Linked DNA regions of Homo sapiens: region 2 is linked to region 1. The links are chromatin loops, found by intact Hi-C in ENCODE. Cell type or tissue: Panc1. All regions are shown on one strand. Links, peaks and the distances in the headings refer to the core of each region. The heading gives the core; the rest is flanking DNA.

Region 1 (8,653 bases), core at 516-8,515:
AGAATGAGACTCACAGGAAGAGTGAAGGAGGGCACCAGCAGCAGGGTCACGATGGAAGTGGCCCTCAGTGCCAGCCCAGTCTTAGCAGGAAGGAAAAACCAATCCCCAGTGTCGTGAGTTCCTTAGAAATGCCCCTGCTATGCACACATACCCAGGTCCCACCTTCACCCGCCCCGATTCCATGCTGCAAAAGAAACGTGCCTCTGAGCTTCAGCTGCTTTGTGGGATTGGGGTTGGGTGGCAGCTGGCTCCAGACGGGAAAACTGTTAAACGCCTGCTGTTTGAAAGTTCCCCTTCTTAGCTCAAGGCATTCTGCACACCCTTCTACCATGAATAGTTGCTCAAATCAGGTACTTCCTACTGCAGGTTTTGATGGAGCCAGCCCCAGCCATTCACTTTGTTAGGAAAGGATGACTAAAGAGCAGAGCCGTTAGGGGGAGCGCGTCCACTTGCTTGGTTTGCAGCATGAGATCAATGAGCCAGGAGCTCAGGATAAAATAAAGTGTCAATGTCTTTGTCTCCTTGAGGGGAAGCTTTAGGACAGAGTGCCAGGCAGGGGTGAGTGGGCCGAGGAAAGCCCAGCTCTGGGCTCCACGGACGGCACGAGGAGGTTCCCTCTCTGCAGGCGTTGGCAGTTACACCCTGGGTGTGCAGGCTCCCAGCGTCTCCTCGGAGAACTCAGGAAACTCACCAAGGCGTTCGCTGAATAGGAGTCCGGCTTTGAAACTGTGAAGTCGCAGCGCCCCCTGCCTGTGCGTGGCCGCCATAGCTAGGAAGCCTTCCCAAGTCGGGAGGACCCTCCCCAAGGAGCTCCGGAGGCTCCCCCAAAGCCGGGAGAACCTCGCACAGGCATCCAAGAGCAGCTCTGCTCCCATGGGGACCTGGAACTTATTTGGAACTCAGCAGTCCCTGCTCTTTCTTCCCTTCCTGCTCCCCCACCTACCTAAAATCCCAGGAGCTAGCAAAGGACAAAGGCTCTCCCCAGAGCTTCTGCCACACAGGGGTGCTGATGGGTGGGCTGCAGGTGGGCCTGAGCCCCTGCCCCCCTTAGCTCCGGCTGATTCTGTTTGTCGCCGACCTCAGCTGACTGGATGCTGTCATGGTGGCATGGCGATTATTATAGGCATCTCGGTTATATTACATTACGGTCTTCTCACTTTATTGAGATCATCTCAATTACTGCTCAAAGATTAGTGCAAGCTGCCATGACTCATATGCATCCGGTGTTTACTCTTACTTCATGGCCCTAGTAGTGCTGTATTGATGCCAAAGCGTGAGAGACTGTCACTTGATTACGATTTCCAAAGGCTACTGTAATGAATCTGGCCCAATTCCTGACTTGGCTTGGACAAGCCTCCTCCCTCCTCCACCCACTATCCCATTCCTAGGTTCCATTTTCACTTTAGTTCTTCTACCAGAGTTAGATGCATGTTTTCCTTAATCTTTACATTTAAAAATAAAATTAAAATGCAAAGTCGTCACATGAAAACACACTTCTCAATTTTCTTTTTTTAAATATCCCAAACATCAAAACAGTACTACTCAATAAACACCCTCATCAAGTGCTATGAATACACCAGTTGGCATCAGATGCGTCTCCCTAGACAGCAACGTTTCTGTGTCCACGGATCAACAGTCCACTTATGACAGAGCTTCCGATTCAGGCAGGCCCTGGCAGGCTAATTTCACCTCCATAATTTTATATGCAAGTTAATGCTACTCCCTGAAACTGCTCTTCCCTGAGTTCTGCCTGTCAGGGATGGAGATGGAGAAGCTATCCATAACACTTCTCTCCTCCTTAGCCCCACAGGCAACATGCCAGCCTGTCCTCCACTCTGCCTTCAAAGCATGCTCTGCGGCTGGCGACTTCCTGCCACTTGGACTGCTACCACCAGGAACCAATTTCCCATCTATCTTCAGCTCCAAGGCTCCTACCCTCACCCTGCCTCCCTCCTGTCACACCAGCCAGAAGGATCCTTGCAAACCCCACCTCAGATCATGTCAATTACTAAAAATAAATTCAGGGGCTCTCCACTGCACTCTGTAATTTGACTCAAAATTATTAGCTTGGCCCTCCAGGGTTCACCTAATCCGCCCTCTGCCTAATTCTCCAACCTTCTTTGGGGTTTCTGCTCTCCCCATTCCTGATGATCCAGCCACATGCCTCTCCTGGAATTTATGCCACCTTCCCATCTCAGAGTCATGGTTCAGCGTTTTTCACTGGTTTATTCTTATTTATCCTGCAGGCTCAGCTTTAATGTTCCTCCTGTGAGCTCACAACCTATATTATTCTTTCTCATTGCAACATGTTCTTTGCATTTACATGCAACCATTTGTGTATCTATTGTGTATGATCCCTCGGGGGCTGATACATTTTGGGACAGGAAGGAAAGCATCCTTTTGTATGAGATGTATCCCCAGTACCAAGCTCCAGGGTCAGCTGGAGTAGTTGTTGAGTTGACATGGATGGAATTGGTGAAGAAATGAATGGGCTGTATAAGGTTGACAGTATTCACTCATAAAGGTTTAGTGACTTGACTCCTGCCACACCCTCAGCAAGCAGACATGCAGTTCCTAGGTGAACTGCACCATCTGGAAGACTCCCTAGGAGAAGAAATGGGGAGAGGGGCTGCAGGAGGCAGGTTAGAAAATTCTAGAACAGTTGGTTCTCCAAGACAGAGTCCCCTTAGAGTGGGGCTGTAAAGATATGTGAGAAGCATAGTCAATGTTCACACTTGTGCTAGCTTTGGCAGCACATATACTAAAACTGAAACAATACAGAGAAGATTAGCATGGCCCCTGTGCAAGGATGACATGCAAATTCGTGAAGCGTTCCATATTTTTTAGTGGAAGCAATTTTGGAGGTAGTGGAAGCTACAATGATTTTGGCAATTACAATAATCAGTCTTCAAATTTTGGACCCATGAAGGGAGGAAATTTTGGAGGCAGAAGCTCTGGCCCCTGTGGTGGTGGAGGCCAATACTTTGCCAAACCACGAAACCAAGGTGGCTATGGTGGATCCAGTAGCAGCAGCAGCTATGGCTTTGGCAGAAGATTTTAATTAGTAAACAAAGCTTAGCAGGAAGGGAGAGCCAGAGAAGTGACAAGGAAGCTACAGGTTACAAGAGGTTTGTGAACTCAGCCAAGCACAGTGGTGGCAAGGCCTAGCTGCTACAAACAAGTCATGTTTTAGACAAATACTCGTGTATGGGCAAAAAACTTGAGGACTGTATTTGTGACTAATTGTATAAGAGGTTATTTTAGTTTCTGTTCTGTGGAAAGTGTAAAGCATTCCAACAAAGGGTTTTAATGTAGATTTTTTTTTCACCCATGCTGTTGATTGCTAAATGTAATAGTCTGATCGTGACGCTGAATAAATGTCTTTTTTAAAAAATGTGCTGTGTAAAGTTAGTCTACTCTGAAGCCATCTCGGTAAATTTTCCCAACAGTGTGAAGTTAGAATTCCTTCAGGGTGATGCCAGGTTCTATTTGGAATTTATATGCAACCTGCTTGGGCGGAGAAGCCATTGTCTTCAGAAACCTTGGTGTAGTTGAACTGATAGTTACTGTTGTGACCTGAAGTTCACCATTAAAAGGGATTACTCAAGCAAAATCGTGGAATTATTGGTGATAAAAGTGATTGTTGGCACATCCTATGCAATATATCTAAATTGAATAACGGTACCAGATAAAATTAGAGATGGGAATGAAGCTTGTGTGTCATCCATTATCATGTGTAATCAATAAACGATTTAATTCTCTTGAAAAAAAATGTTCACACTTGTTGGGAAAAAAAGTCTCCCTTGGTTTCATAATGCAGAATGTTGAAAGTAAGGCTCTCCCTATGACGCCCTTAGCCCCACCTCCACCCCCAAATAACGGGAAATACGGGCCGTCTTCTCTGAAGGAAGATTTTTGGGTTTATCCGAAGAAGGCAGGTGTAAAAAGCGACTGGGAAACAGCAATATGCCCTTCTGCCTCTCCTCTGAGCAGAGCGAAAGGCTGCTGGCCACGGGAATGTGGGTCTCGGTGATCCCCGCAGCCCGCAGGCCCCACGGACCCAGGAGAGGCCGGCGCGGAGCCTGGGGCGGACTAACAGCAGAGGGCGCCATAGAGCAGGCCGCGCCCGGCAGGTGCGGCCCCCGCGCCCGGGTGAAGTCCGCTGGCCGGGAGCAGTTCCAGCCAGACCCTGCAGCTCTCAGACTGGGGCGGCCCTCTCCCTTGCCCTCCTCTGCTCGGCTGTGATTTCGCTGTGCTTCTGTGGGAGAAAATGCTATAAGTGACTCTATGGACATCCGTAAAAATAAATGCCAGCTACTATGACTATTCAGGTGTACAGGTGACATGCGATATTCAGAAAGAAGCTAAGAGTCTGGGGTAAGGGTGGGAAGGGGGATGTGGTTCGTTGTTTTTTGTTTTTCTGCTTGGCTTGTGGAGTCCGTTCAGTGTGTAGTGCTTTTTGTTTGTTTGGTTGGTTTTTTTAATGTCTTAGGTTAAATTTTGTCTTTCTGGGAAAAGCTACTTTGGTTAAAATTTGTCTTTCTGGGAAAAGCTACTTTTTCCCAGGATGATTTGACACAACACTGGTGCAATGCACTAACTTAGATCAAAGAAAACGGGCTGAAGAGACCATTTACCCACATGTAAATCCCAGTAGGCCGTTTTTTAAAGAACCTCCGCCGGGATTGGGAGTCATTCAATCAAGGAGCGTTAGAGCTGGAAGAAACTTTTGAAATTAAACCGCCTTTTTATTATTAGATTAAAAAGGAGGCCCAAAGAGGAGAAGGAACTTGTCCAAAGTCACAGCACCTTTGAATGCAGTGGGGCTGATTTCCAGTCTGGGGCACAAGGGAAACTTTTAGTGAAAGGTTGGTGGTGTGTGTTGTTAAGCTTTCATTCTATTCTCTATTATATAAACATTGTAAGGAAAATTGAGAAGATGCCATTATTTTAATTGCCAGAAATCCTCCCACATCAAGGCGATCATTGTTAATATTTTTGCTCTATAATTTTCCAGCCTTTTAAACTTATATATCAAAACTTGTATCAATACAAATTTATATCAGTTTACTAACACTGGATTACACCATCCTTATTGCTTTGCAACTACTTTTTTTTTTTGATCATCAATATAGCTTGAACACTTTTCCATGTCAACTAATATATATCTACATCATAATTTCTAACAGATGCATAACTATTCCCTTCAATGGGTGCACCTTCATTAGTTTAATCAAACCCTTATTGATGGGCATATAAGCTTTTTCCAATGTTCAACTTTTTTTTTTTTTTTTTTTTGAGATGGAGTCTGGCTCTGTCACCCAGGCTGGAGTGCAGTGGCATGATCTCAGTTCACTGCAAGCTCTGCCTCCCAGGTTCAAGCAATTCTCCCGCCTCAGCCTCCTGAATAGCCGGCATTACAGATACCTTCCATCACACCCGGCTAATTTTTGTATTTTAAACAGAGACGCGGTTTCACCATGTTGGCCAGGCTGGTCTAGAACTCCTGACCTCAGGTGATCTGCCCGCCTCGGCCTCCCAAAGTGCTGGGATTACAGGAGTGAGCCACCACACCCGGCCCAATGTTAAACTTTTATAACACATTTGCATTAAATATTCTTGTCCGTACATCTTTTGCACAGGTAATGTCCACCTATTGATGGGTGTGGCTTTTTGTAGGAATGCAGTGTGATGGTGTAGGCTGGGCTTGGACACTGCCTTGCAAACTTTCTGCATCTTTACACAAGCCACAACCTTACTAGGCCCCAATTCTCTCATCTTCAGGTGGAGGTGATCATAGTGCTTGTCTCCTAAGGGTGTTGGGAGGATTCAATGAGGTCATATATAGAAAGTGATTGGTCAGTGCCAAGCACAAACACGTCCTATATAAATGTGAACTCTTAGAATATTACTATCATTACCTCAAACCCTGAAGATTGGCTCAAAATAACCCTCATGGTTTTATTTTACTCTGATTGAGAGTAACTGGATTTCATGAAGAAGTGTTTAAGTGCTAAACTCTAGTAGCTAAAGCAATATCTCCTTTCTTTCTAACTTAATTCATCCAGAGGAAAAAATAATGATAAACGTAAATGGTGGATGGGTTCTTCAGCTACTTGTTATGTTCTGGTCATATAGCTTAATGCTAGCCCAAAGAGAAAAGTCTATATTGGCAAGGATGTGGAGAAATTGGAGCACACTATTGGTGGGAATGTAAAATGGTGTAGCTGCTATGGAAAACAGAATGACAGTTTCTTAAAAAATTAAACAGAATTACAATACGATCCCGAAATTTCACTTCAGGGTATATACGCAAAAGAATTGGAAGCAAGGACTTGCAGAGATGTTTGTATGTGTTCATAGCAGCATTATTCACAATAGTCAAAGGTGGACATAACCCAAATGTCCATCAGTGAATGAATGGATAAACAAAATGTGGTATACACATACAATGACATATTATTCAGCCTTAAAATTAAAGGAATGCGTACCACCTGCTACAACATGGATGGACTTTAAAGACATCATGCTAAGTGAAATAAGCCAGTCACAAAGGGACAAATATGGTATTATTCCACTCATGAGATACCTAGAGCAGTCAAATTCATTAAGACAAAAGGAGAATGATGGTTTCCAGGGGCTGGAGGAGGTGGCGGGGATGAGGCTGCTGTTTAATGGGTGCGGAGTTTCAGTTTTGCAAGATGAAAAGAGTTCTGGAGATGATGGTGGTGATGGTTGCACAACAATGTACCTAATGCCACTGAACTGTCCATCAAATGGTTAAGTTGGTAAACTTTGTGATATGCATGTGTTACCACAATTAAAAACAAAATTCTAAAAGAAAGAGGCATAGTGTCTCATTGAAGGTTCTTAAGTTCCCTTCCTAAGCATCAAGTCTTTTGTGATAGATAAAGCCCCCTCTGATCCCTTCTCCTTTGGAAAATGCTCAAAGCACAGCCTCTGGCTTCCCAGTGCCTTCGAACTCGTCTCCTCTGTTTTGTCCTTATATCCAGGGTCATCACCATTTCACAGGCCTAAGCAGTGAGGGGGTGAACACTGTAGCAGAAGCCGTGGTCTCTGAAAGTTTGTTTTTAATCTAGGAAGATGCCATGAGTCACCAGGACACATTTCAGGTTCATATTCCCATCTGAGGCATTGGAAACCCATTCCTACCAACCAAATGTATGAGTTACCCACATTTCTTCTGCTCGGTCCCCACCCTCACCTTCCGTCTCTCTCCCTCCCTCCTCTCACAGGTTGCATCATCCTCCCCAGACAGGAATGGGCTGATGGCACTCTGCTCAGAATATCTCCTGGTTCCCTGTACATGCAGGATGAACACCCGCCCGAAAAGTCTTCCACAGCGCGGCCACTCCTCTCCCTCTTCCTTTCACCCTGAGGCCTGCTGCACTCCTCACCTGCTCCAGGAGAGCAGAGCCTGTGGTTTCCTGGCCCAATGGACCTTCCCCATCTCCAGACATGCTTTACACATCTCCAGCCCAGAGCCTTCGCACAAGCCTTTCCTGCTGTGTTCACTGTGTTGAATTCCTGTTCCTCTTCCTTATCCAGGCTCAGTTCTCACTCCTAATTTAATGATGTGGCAAGTCTCTGAGTTAGAGATAGCTCTCATCTGTATCAGGGGAGAACTAATATACACAACAACAATAGCGCACATTGATCAATTACTGACTGTGCCAGGCACTGTTCTGTGCATGTGCTCTGCATGTACAATTCTGGTTTCCTCAGAATCACACTGAGATGTAGCCACTATTATTATCCCCATTTTTCAATAAGGAAACTAAAGTGGCCCAAAGAATGTAAGAAACTGGCCCAAAGCCACCCCCCTAGTAAGAGGTGGAGAGAAGATGAGGATGCTGGTCCTCTGGCTCAGGCTGCTCCTCAAGGTCTCGGTGGGGAGAAAGAGGTAAGGAATGTGAAGTGTTGGGCACAAAAGCAAACCACGGTTCTCCTCCCACCCTCCCCACCAGAGTTTACCTGGAAATGGTTATTTTGTGTCTTTTCCCTTGAATATATTATTAAATCCCCAAGAACAGGAATTGGCTCTTACTCATCTTCATGTTTCTCCAGCCACCAGCCCAGGTTTTACTCATAGTAGGTGCTCACACTAAAAAGAAGAAAGAAAAGAGAAAAAGTTCTTCTGTGCCTTGAAAGTGCGAAGTGAAGGCTACAATCTGGGACAAGAGAAAATGAGCAGTACGGCACGGTACTTAAAGCCTGGATTTCTGGAGCCAAACAAGCAGATCAAATTGCAGCTTCACTTACAGCTGTGTGACCTTGGGCAAGCTGCTTATCTCTTTGTGCCCCAGTGAGTTGTCTCATATATACACATGCATGTACAGTCGTCCCTCAGTATCTAAAGGGATTGGTTCCGGGACCTCCTTCGGATTCCAAAATCCATGGATGCTCAAGTCCCTGCTGTGAAATGGCATAGAATTTGCATATAACCTACAAACATCCTCCCATGTACTTGTTTTTTTGTTTGTTTGTTTGTTTGTTTGTTTGAGATGGAGTTTTGCTTTTGTCGCCCAGGCTGGAGTGCAGTGGTGTGATCTCTGCTCACTGCAAGCTCCGCCTCCTGGGTTCAAGCGATTCTCCTGCCTCAGCCTCCTGAGTAGCTGGGACTTCAGGCGCA
Region 2 (8,653 bases), core at 247-8,246, 150 kb after region 1:
AGGCGTGGGGTCTGTTGGAAAAGGCGCGCACGTAAAACACCGTTCAATGAATTTTATCTCAAAGAAGCTGAAAATTAAACCCCCTGTAAGGTAGACGTCCTCTTCCTCAAACTTATTGTTTCTGTCTAATAAAAGGATGATTGATAGTGCACCATCTAACTCATGAACTAATTTCTCCCTGAAAGACACGGAGAACTGGGGGTAACATCCCCGTGTAAGAGAGGATTCAGTGAAGGCTGAAAAAGAACTAGTGACCTGCCTAGGGTCACTCACCACACTGCGCCTGGACCCTCTACTCCAAATCACAGGCGTTTTCAGGGCACGGCTGCCCCTGCAAGGTTAAGGAAAGTTCAAAACGAAAGTCATGTCACCTATAATCCCATCCCTCTAACACCACTGTTTTTTGTTTTTTGTGTGTTTTTTCAAGACAGCTCTGTCGCCCGGGATGGAGTGCAGTGGGGCGATCTTGGCTCACTGCAACCTCTGCCTCCTGGGTTCAAGCGATCCTCCCGCCTCGGCCTCCTAAAGTGCTGGGATTACAGGTGTGAGCCACCGAGCCGGCCTAACACCACTGTGATAGAGCCCTTCTGGTAGGTGTCCTGCCCCTCGGGCACTGCAAACAGGAACGGGTCTTTCCCGCTTCCCGCGTCCAGCTCCGTCAGGGTAGTGCGAAAATGTGAGAATTAAATTCCCCACCTGGGGGAGCAGCCCCAGCCCTGTGCCCGGGGTTGGTCGTGCCACGCGGCCACTTGTCAGGCCTGGGGAACCGAGCTCAGCTCCCGCCCGGATCCCCTCCGCGCTCACCCAGGCCCAGGACGGTAACCTGCCCGGGCTGCGGAGGAGGGGAAAGTGCGAGTCTTGGGCGGCTGGACCTTCCGCGCCTCCTCTTCAGGTGTTCGGAGTTTCAGAGCAGCCGCTAGGTCCCCCGCCCAGTCAGGGGACTTCCCTCCCCACCGTTGCATGCTGTCTGGAGGATCAGCCCAAGCTGCGAGGGAGGTGGTCACTGGTGGGAGGTCCGGGCGCGGGGTCTGTCGTCTTGCCGCCCCCACCAGGCTCCCCGCGCAGGCCGCGCAGCAGAGGGAGGCGGCGGCGGCGTCCCGCCAACGTGGCGTACCCCGAGCCCCCTTCTTGCCCTTGGTGCCCTCGCATCTCGCTTCTCACTCTCTAGAGTTTGTCTCCCGCTTGGAAACGTCGCCCGGGGTTAATGTTTGCCTAGAACTGAGCACGAGTTTTCCACTCTTGCAGCGCGAGAAGAGAAAAGACGCAGATAAACTAGCAGAGCAAAGGGCAGAAGAAAAGAGACTAAAAAGGAGAAACTAGAATTTACTCTCTGTTTCAGTCGCTTCTCTCTCTCTCTCTCTCTCCTCTCTCTCTCTCTCTCTCTCTCTGTCTCTTAGCTGCGCCTAACAAGAAAAAGGTGTGAGGAATCAGGTAGAGGATGGTAGCTCGGAAGAAACAGAGCCTGACCTCACCTGGCCAGATATCCAATCTTCATTGCCCCAAACCACTGGACCCTTGAGTAAGTACATCGGGAATGGTGTCTATGTGTCCACTGGCCTGCAGCAAGGACCCAGTTCCCTGCCAGCGCCAGTATGCTATCCCTAAGCTGTGCCCATAAGCCCCAGTGGGAGGCTGGATACTGGGCAAGTAGGTGCCATCTCCTTGCCTCCAGTCCTCAGTGTTCCCCACCTGGAAGCCCAGGCGCTAGGCAGGCCAGTCAGACAGCCCGTGGTTCTCAGGGAATCTAGGTACTGCCCGTTCTTCAGTCTTTCTTGAAAATCTGGACTTACCTCCTAAGCATTGGTGTGTCACGTCTAGAGATGTAGGTGTGGATGTGTGTTATTTGCCGGGACCACAGGACCTGAATCTTTACACCTAGAAGAATTCCTGGCACAGAGCAGACACTCATTGTTCTATGGGAGAGGAACAGGGCAGGCAATTGTGGCCATGGAAGCTCAGAATCCCGTAACAGTCCAACTGCCTCCTGGTCCATACCCAGTGGTATCTGGGTATGTTCTTACCCCTGGTACGATGGACAATCTTCCTATGGAAGGCCAACCCCTCCATTTGTGTTCTTGAAGCTAGCTCTCCTTTCCTGTCAAAGACTTTGCTTCTGCAATTTCAAATATCTATTTCTCCATCCCCACACCACTTACCCTTATCAATGTGCAAACATGCCTTAGAATCCCTCATCCCATAAACAATATTAACGTTCTCCCTTGATTCCCTGTTGCTCTCTTGTTTCTCCCTATTTCTCTGCTCCTCCTTACAGAAAAGACCTTAGAGTTGTCTCCTGGCCTCTCCACTTCCTGACCTCCCTTTCCAGGCTCACTCTGTCACGTTTCGAGCCACTGTACCAACTGATCTGCACTCATTAAGGGCATCTTGCCTGAGCCCAAAGACCAATGCCTGACCTCTTCTTTCTCAACCTCTCCAGACCATGTCACCTGGTTGGCCCTCTCTCCTTAAAAAATGACTATAAACGGCCGGGCACAGTGACTCATGCCTGTAATCCCAGCACTTTGGGAGGCCGAGGCGGGTGGATCACCAGGTCAGGAGTTCGAGACCAGCCTGACCAACGTGGTGAAACCTCGTCTCTACTAAAAATACAAAAATTAGCTGGGCATAGTGGCACGCGCCTATAATCCCAGCTACTCAAGGCAGGAGAATTACTTGAACCCGGGAGGCGGAGGTTACAGTGAGCTGAGATTGCGCCACTGCACTCCAACTTGGGTGACAGAGCAAGACTCTGTCTCAAAAAAAATGACTACCACTTACCTTCAGAGACATCCTTTGCCTACTTTCATCTTGCTCTGCCAGATAGGTCACTAGCACTAGTACCACAGGACTCAGTACCCACATCTCATCCCTTTGTTGTTTACACCAATGTACTTACTAAGTGCCCTCAGCCAGTCGTAGGGTTTGAAATGCCATCCATTCTTTGATGACAGCAAGATATACTTTAGCCCTCAGTGTTTCACCAAGCTCCTCTGTTTTGATGCAACTGAGCAGTCAGCATTTTCATCTGGATGATTTTTGGGTATCTTAGACTCAGCAAGCTCCTTCCTCCATCCTGTCTTCTCAACTCTAAGTCTTCCTCAACTCGGAAAATGGTACCACCACCCACCCAGTGGCTCAGACTGAAAACTTAGGAGTGACCATTCAGCTCTGTTTCTGATCTGCCTTCTGTCATCAAATCCATTTAAAAAAATCCTGTTGACTCTAACTGTAAGCCCTATTCTGAGAATCCATTCGCATCTCTCCATCTCTACTGCGCCAACCACAGTCCAAGCAACCTCAACTCTTACTCTTACTACTGCAGTGGCCCCTCGACCTGGCCCCCTGCATCTGACATAGCCCCCACATCACCATCCTAAAGCATAAACCCCAGTGACCCATTGCACATGGAGAAGCAAGTTCCTTATTAGACCTAAGCAGCTTTACATGATCAGGCCCTTGCTGCCTCTTCCTCACATCCCTCTACTCCTTACTATTTTCCAACTACCTTGATCTTTCTGTGCCCCAAAAATGTCGAGTTCATCCTGGTCTCAGGTTCCTTTGCTTTTTTTTTGTTTTTGTTTTTGAGACAGAGTCCCATCCTGTCACCCAGGCTGGAGTGCAGTGGTGCGATCTCGGCTCACTGCAACCTCCGTCTTCCGGGTTCAAGTGATTCTCCTGCCTCAGCCTCCCGAGTAGCTAGGATTACTGGTGCGTGCTACCATGCCCAGCTAATTTTCTATTTTTAGTAGAGACCGGGTTTCACCGTGTTGGCCAGGCTGGTCTCGAACTCCTGACCTCAAGTGATCCATCTGCCTCATCCTCCCAAAGTGCTAGGATTACAGGCATGAGCCACCACGCCCAGCCAGGTTCCTTTTCTATGAGTGGCCTCATCCTAGATTTCAGCTACTTATTTCTCATCCTTTGGTCTTAAACTTAAATTAACCTCCTAAGAAAGACCACCTTTATTACATATTTTCTGCCATATTACATATATTTTTTCTGGGAATTTCTAGAACCTGAAATAATGGTATTTTTAATGTTAATCCTGTCTCTCTTCACTAGAATGTAAGCTCATTTAAGGCAAGGACTTGTCTTGGTCACTACCCCGTTCCCAGTGCCCACAACAATCCCTGGGGCACAGTGGGCACTCAGTGAATATTTTTTGACCAACACAGCACTTTTGGTAAGGAGTGTTTCATTTTGTTTTGTTTTGTTTTGTTTTCTGAATAAACAAACACATTTTAATAGCTTGATCCAAAACCCTCATAGCCTGTATTATAAGGAACTTATTAGTATCCAACTCCATTCATTCAACAAAAATGTTGTTTAGTAAGCATAAAGTAATAAATTGTGGCATTACTATAATTCTGAAAGACACAGAGATGCACTTTGTTTTTTTTGTGACAGGGTTCTCGCTCTGTCATCCAGGCTGGTGTGCAGTGGTGCAATCATGGCTCACTGCAGCCTCAACCTTCTGGGCTCAAGCGATCCTCCCACCTCAGACTCCCAAAGTGCTGGGATTACAGGTGTGATTCACCATAGCCAGCGGAAATGCACAGTTAATTAACTCTTATGAAAGTTGTATTGCTCTTTAATTTCATAACACAAATCCGTCCTGAATTTCTTCAGTTAGTGCATGTGAGTTTCAACTTTCTTCCCTTTACTAATTGTCCGTTCTCTTTCCTAGAAAACCTTTGCCTCATCTTTAATCTGTGGGAACTGATTGGCTGGAGAAGGTACTTTGCCCAATAGCACTAGAGCTCAATATTAATCCTGGACTGCCACCTACTGGCCAATAATCATCATAGCAGAACCTAAATGGACTCGCCCTTAGTCTAGAAACCCAGTTTTGTTTTCTGTTAATGGTGGAGGTTTTTCTTCAGTCACCAAAACAAATACATGACTAGGTAGACCACTGTAACTTGAACGTCTCTCTAAGGTACCTTCTTTTTAGATTCAAATAATCTATTTCACCCAGTTTGCTTCTTACTATTCAAAGGGTAAAGCTAGACTGTAATAAATCCCATTTTAAGGCTGGGCGCGGTGGCTCACACCAGTAATCCCAGCAGTTTGGGAGGCCGAGGTGGGCGGATCACAAGGTCAGGAGATTGAGACCATCCTGGCTAACACGGTGAAACCCCGTCTCTAGTTAAAAAATACAAAAATTAGCCGGGCATGGTGGTGTGTGCCTGTAATCCCGGCTACTCCGGAGGCTGAGGCAGGAGAATCGCTTGAACCCGGGAGGCGGAGGTTGCAGTGAGCTGAGATTGTGCCACTGCACTCCAGCCTGGATGACAGAGCAAGACTCCATCTCAAAAAAACAAACAAACAAAAGCAATTTTATTGGATTTTTTGACAAATAAAAATTATACATGTTTATGGTGTGCACCTTGATGCTTTCCATATATGTATACATTGTGAAATGATGAAGTCAAGCTTTTTAATATATCTATCACCTCACATATTTATCATTTTTTGGTAGTAAGAACATTTAAAATCTACTCTCTTGAAGGTGGGGCAAGGTGGCTCATGTCTGTAACCCCAGCACTTTGGGAGGCCAAGGTGGGCGGATCACTTGAGGTCAGGAATTTGAGACAAGCATGGCCAACATGATGAAACCCCATCTCTACTAAAAATAGAAAAATTAGCTGGGCATGGTGGCAGGTGCCTGTAATCCCAGCTACGAGGGAGGCTAAGGCAGGAGAATCGCTTGAACCCGGGAGGGTGAGGATGCAGTGAGCCAAGATGGTGCCACTGCACTCTAGCTTGGGTGACAGAGTGAGCCTCTACCTCAATTAAAATAAAAAATAAAAAAGCCTACTTTCTTGGCAATTTCCAAATATACAATAGATTATTATTGACTATAGTCACCAAGCTGCGAAGTAGATCATTTTATTTGATTATTTAAACAATAAAACATGGGGTCTAGGACATCAAGCATTTATCTTAATCAAATACATTAGTGGATAAATGAATGAAAACCCTAAAAACTGTTTCTAGACTTTGTTTCTCATTGTCTGGAAAAAGCCTTCAAAACCTGTTGGGTTGACTCTCAGGGTTATTAGAATTCCAGTCCTGCCACTTTCTAGTAGTGTGTCCTTGCTCAAGTTACTTAATCTCTGTGTGCCTCAGTTTTCCCATCGGTAAGAATGGGAGCAATAATAATACTATTCCTCATTTTATAGGGATATTAGAGGATTGAATGAGTTAGCAAGTGCAAAGTTTTTGGAAAAGTGCCTGAAACACACCAGTAGTAAAAGTTCAATACATTTTAGCTATTTGTTGTTGTTATTGTCACCATTGATAACATCACTTGTCTACTGTTACTGAGATGTTAAGATGAGGAGCTGCCGCCAGACAGCAATGAGGCTCCCAGCTGCTCCCAGACAAGTGCAGAACCGAGAAGCAGCCTCCACCACAGGGAGCTCCTCCCCAGAACCGTGTCTACTGCAGACACCAACAACCGTCCAGGGGGCCCAAACTCCCTCCAGCCATTTTGTCCACTGACCTACCACTGAGTCACCCAGTTAAAATGTGTGGGGAAGGGGGTAATGCCAGAATTCCCACTTTTCAGTATCACCTTGGAAACGATTTCATGCATTCATTCAGCAAACTTTGATTAAGTCCCAACATCCTGTTCACTCTGTGATCTGGGATTCTGACACTAGCCAGGAGACAGAGGTTTCATCAAGTCACGGGGGCATCAAAACAAGCCTCGGGAGCGGGGGTTGCCCACGTCCAGTGCTGCCCACACTCCACTATGCTCAGGGCCCTGACTGGACTGACCCGGAACTAGAACCTCTGGCCAGCTGGATTGTGGGGAGTGTTGGTGAGCAATAAGATGAAAATGGAGAAATTGTTATGTTTTTATCAAAGTTCCAGACACAGAGTAAGAAAGCCCCCAAAACGTGTGTTAAGTAACTGGCCAAACCCAAGAACAATAGATCTAAATTATTCACGCGATCCTAGCTTTCTCTCTCAACACGCTCCCTCCTCAGCCTCACCACTCCTTTGGGTATTAAGACAATCAAAGGATATGCCTCTCTTTTTTTTTCCTGTAAAGAAATTACTTTCCAGTGAGGCTGTCATTTTGCCTCCTCTATTCTATTTTCCTGTCAGACATTGAGAGGGTGGGCTCCGGGGCCTCCTGCTCCTTCCGGCCTGCCCTGCAGGAGTTCAGCTGAGAGGCTGTGGTCCCTTCACTCATCAGGCTGGGACTGGGCTGTCCCTGTGAGTCAAGGGTCAGAAAGCTCCAGTGATGACCCCCAAGCCCAGTGGAGGAGCTGAAGTCCTCAGCTATGGAGAGGCCCCCAGAAGTGGGTGAGTGTCCACATGGCCCCAACATTCCTGTCCATTTGATTTTATGACATCCTCTGCTCTTCCTAGATAAGCCTCAAATGAATGAAAAGGAGCTCCTTATTTTGGAGACGTCTGTATGACGGTCAGAAGCCATCTGGCTGTCAAAGGCCATCCTGATAGGCGGCATCGTCTGTTGGCTCCTTTTTGGTGAAGAGAGCAGGGGCTCTCCTTCCCCACCCAGATGTCCACAGAGGCCTCTCTGCCCCTCGCCACCCCTTCAGTACATTTCAGGTTTCTCCACAGAGCATCCAGGACAGCCCCTGAGGCAGCCTGGTCTCTGTGAAGCTGTGTGTGTCATTCGGAGTCACCCCCTCTTCTCCTCACCCCACACCAAGAAGTGCCTCATTTTCTCTCTCTCTCCACAGAAGAAATCAGTAACTTCTTTCCCTTCCTCCAGAGGGATGCCTTCAGATTCTCCTCCTTCCCCTCCATCCCTCAGGGAGTTGCTGATCTGAATGAATTCACTCTCCTCGGCCATCCAGTCCAAACTGGCCCTTTGTGGTACAAAAGTCAGCCGATTGCCCTTTCCCCTGGGCTCTGGAGATAGTCTGGTATCCAGCTGTCCTCTCTGTCACATACAGGACATTCCCAAGCCAGATGGGGTGGCTAAGACAGGGTGGGCCCTCAGCCTAGCCTTTAGCCTCCGAATCACTCTGATGTCTTTTGCTAGGTTCCTCCTTGTGACCTCAAAGCTCTAATATTTAACAGCCACTTTCCTTAGCCACCGCATTCTTCCAGTCCATGTCTGACCTAAACCACACAAGTGCTTGACTCTTACGGACTAGACCTGAGGAAACTTACTGAACCTTCCAAAGGAAAGAACTCAATAAACACATCAAGTATAAGGAATTAGACTAAAATAGATAGATGATAGATAGATAGATAGATAGATAGATAGATAGATAGATAGATTTTTAAAAACAACTTTTTTTGTTGTTTTTTGTTTTGTTTTTTGAGACATAGTCTTGCTCTGCCACCAGGCTGGAGTGCAGTGGTGAAATTTTGGCTCACTGCAATCTCCGCTTCCCAGGCTCAAGCGATTCTCCTGCCTCAGCCTCCCGAATAGCTGGAACTACAGGCACGTGCCACCACGCCTGGCTAATTTTTTGTATTTTAGTAGAGATGGGGTTTCACCATGTTGGCCAGGATGGTCTCGATCTCCTGACCTTGTGATCCACCCACCTCGGCCTCCCAAAGTGCTGGGATTACAGGCGTGAGCCACCAACACGCCCGGCCTAAAAGCAATTTTTGTAGCAACAGATCTCATCATGTTGCCTAGACTGGTCTCAAATTC

What was found. Peaks named below come from ENCODE experiments on the same cell type or tissue, not always from the same donor. Only the 100,000 strongest peaks of a DNase experiment are listed, where the experiment ranks them.
Region 2: a loop joins it to region 1, with 3 times the contacts of the local background. A loop is called at or near these places in 93 of 110 quality-filtered maps.

Annotation. Positions count from the first base shown.
Region 1 is chr13:27,826,026-27,834,678 of GRCh38, forward strand. PLUT (PDX1 associated lncRNA, upregulator of transcription) reads right to left here. Exons shown (of 5, transcript NR_047484.2): 3 at 7,996-8,125. LOC124903139 (a long non-coding RNA gene) reads left to right here and starts at 4,185. Exons shown (of 2, transcript XR_007063734.1): 1 at 4,185-4,377; 2 at 7,257-8,653. It also overlaps the pseudogene RNU6-73P. RefSeq lists an enhancer at 839-1,338. In Panc1, for the core only: CTCF peaks have their summits at 729, 4,100 (motif pointing right) and 4,361; DNase peaks (open chromatin) are centred at 686, 1,266 and 4,062; H3K4me3 peaks cover 1,181 bases.
Region 2 is chr13:27,979,665-27,988,317 of GRCh38, forward strand. All of the region lies in intron 1 of URAD (ureidoimidazoline (2-oxo-4-hydroxy-4-carboxy-5-) decarboxylase), which reads right to left. LOC105370132 (a long non-coding RNA gene) reads left to right here and starts at 491. Exons shown (of 4, transcript XR_941790.2): 1 at 491-590; 2 at 1,398-1,519. In Panc1, for the core only: a CTCF peak has its summit at 4,783 (motif pointing left); a DNase peak (open chromatin) is centred at 4,798.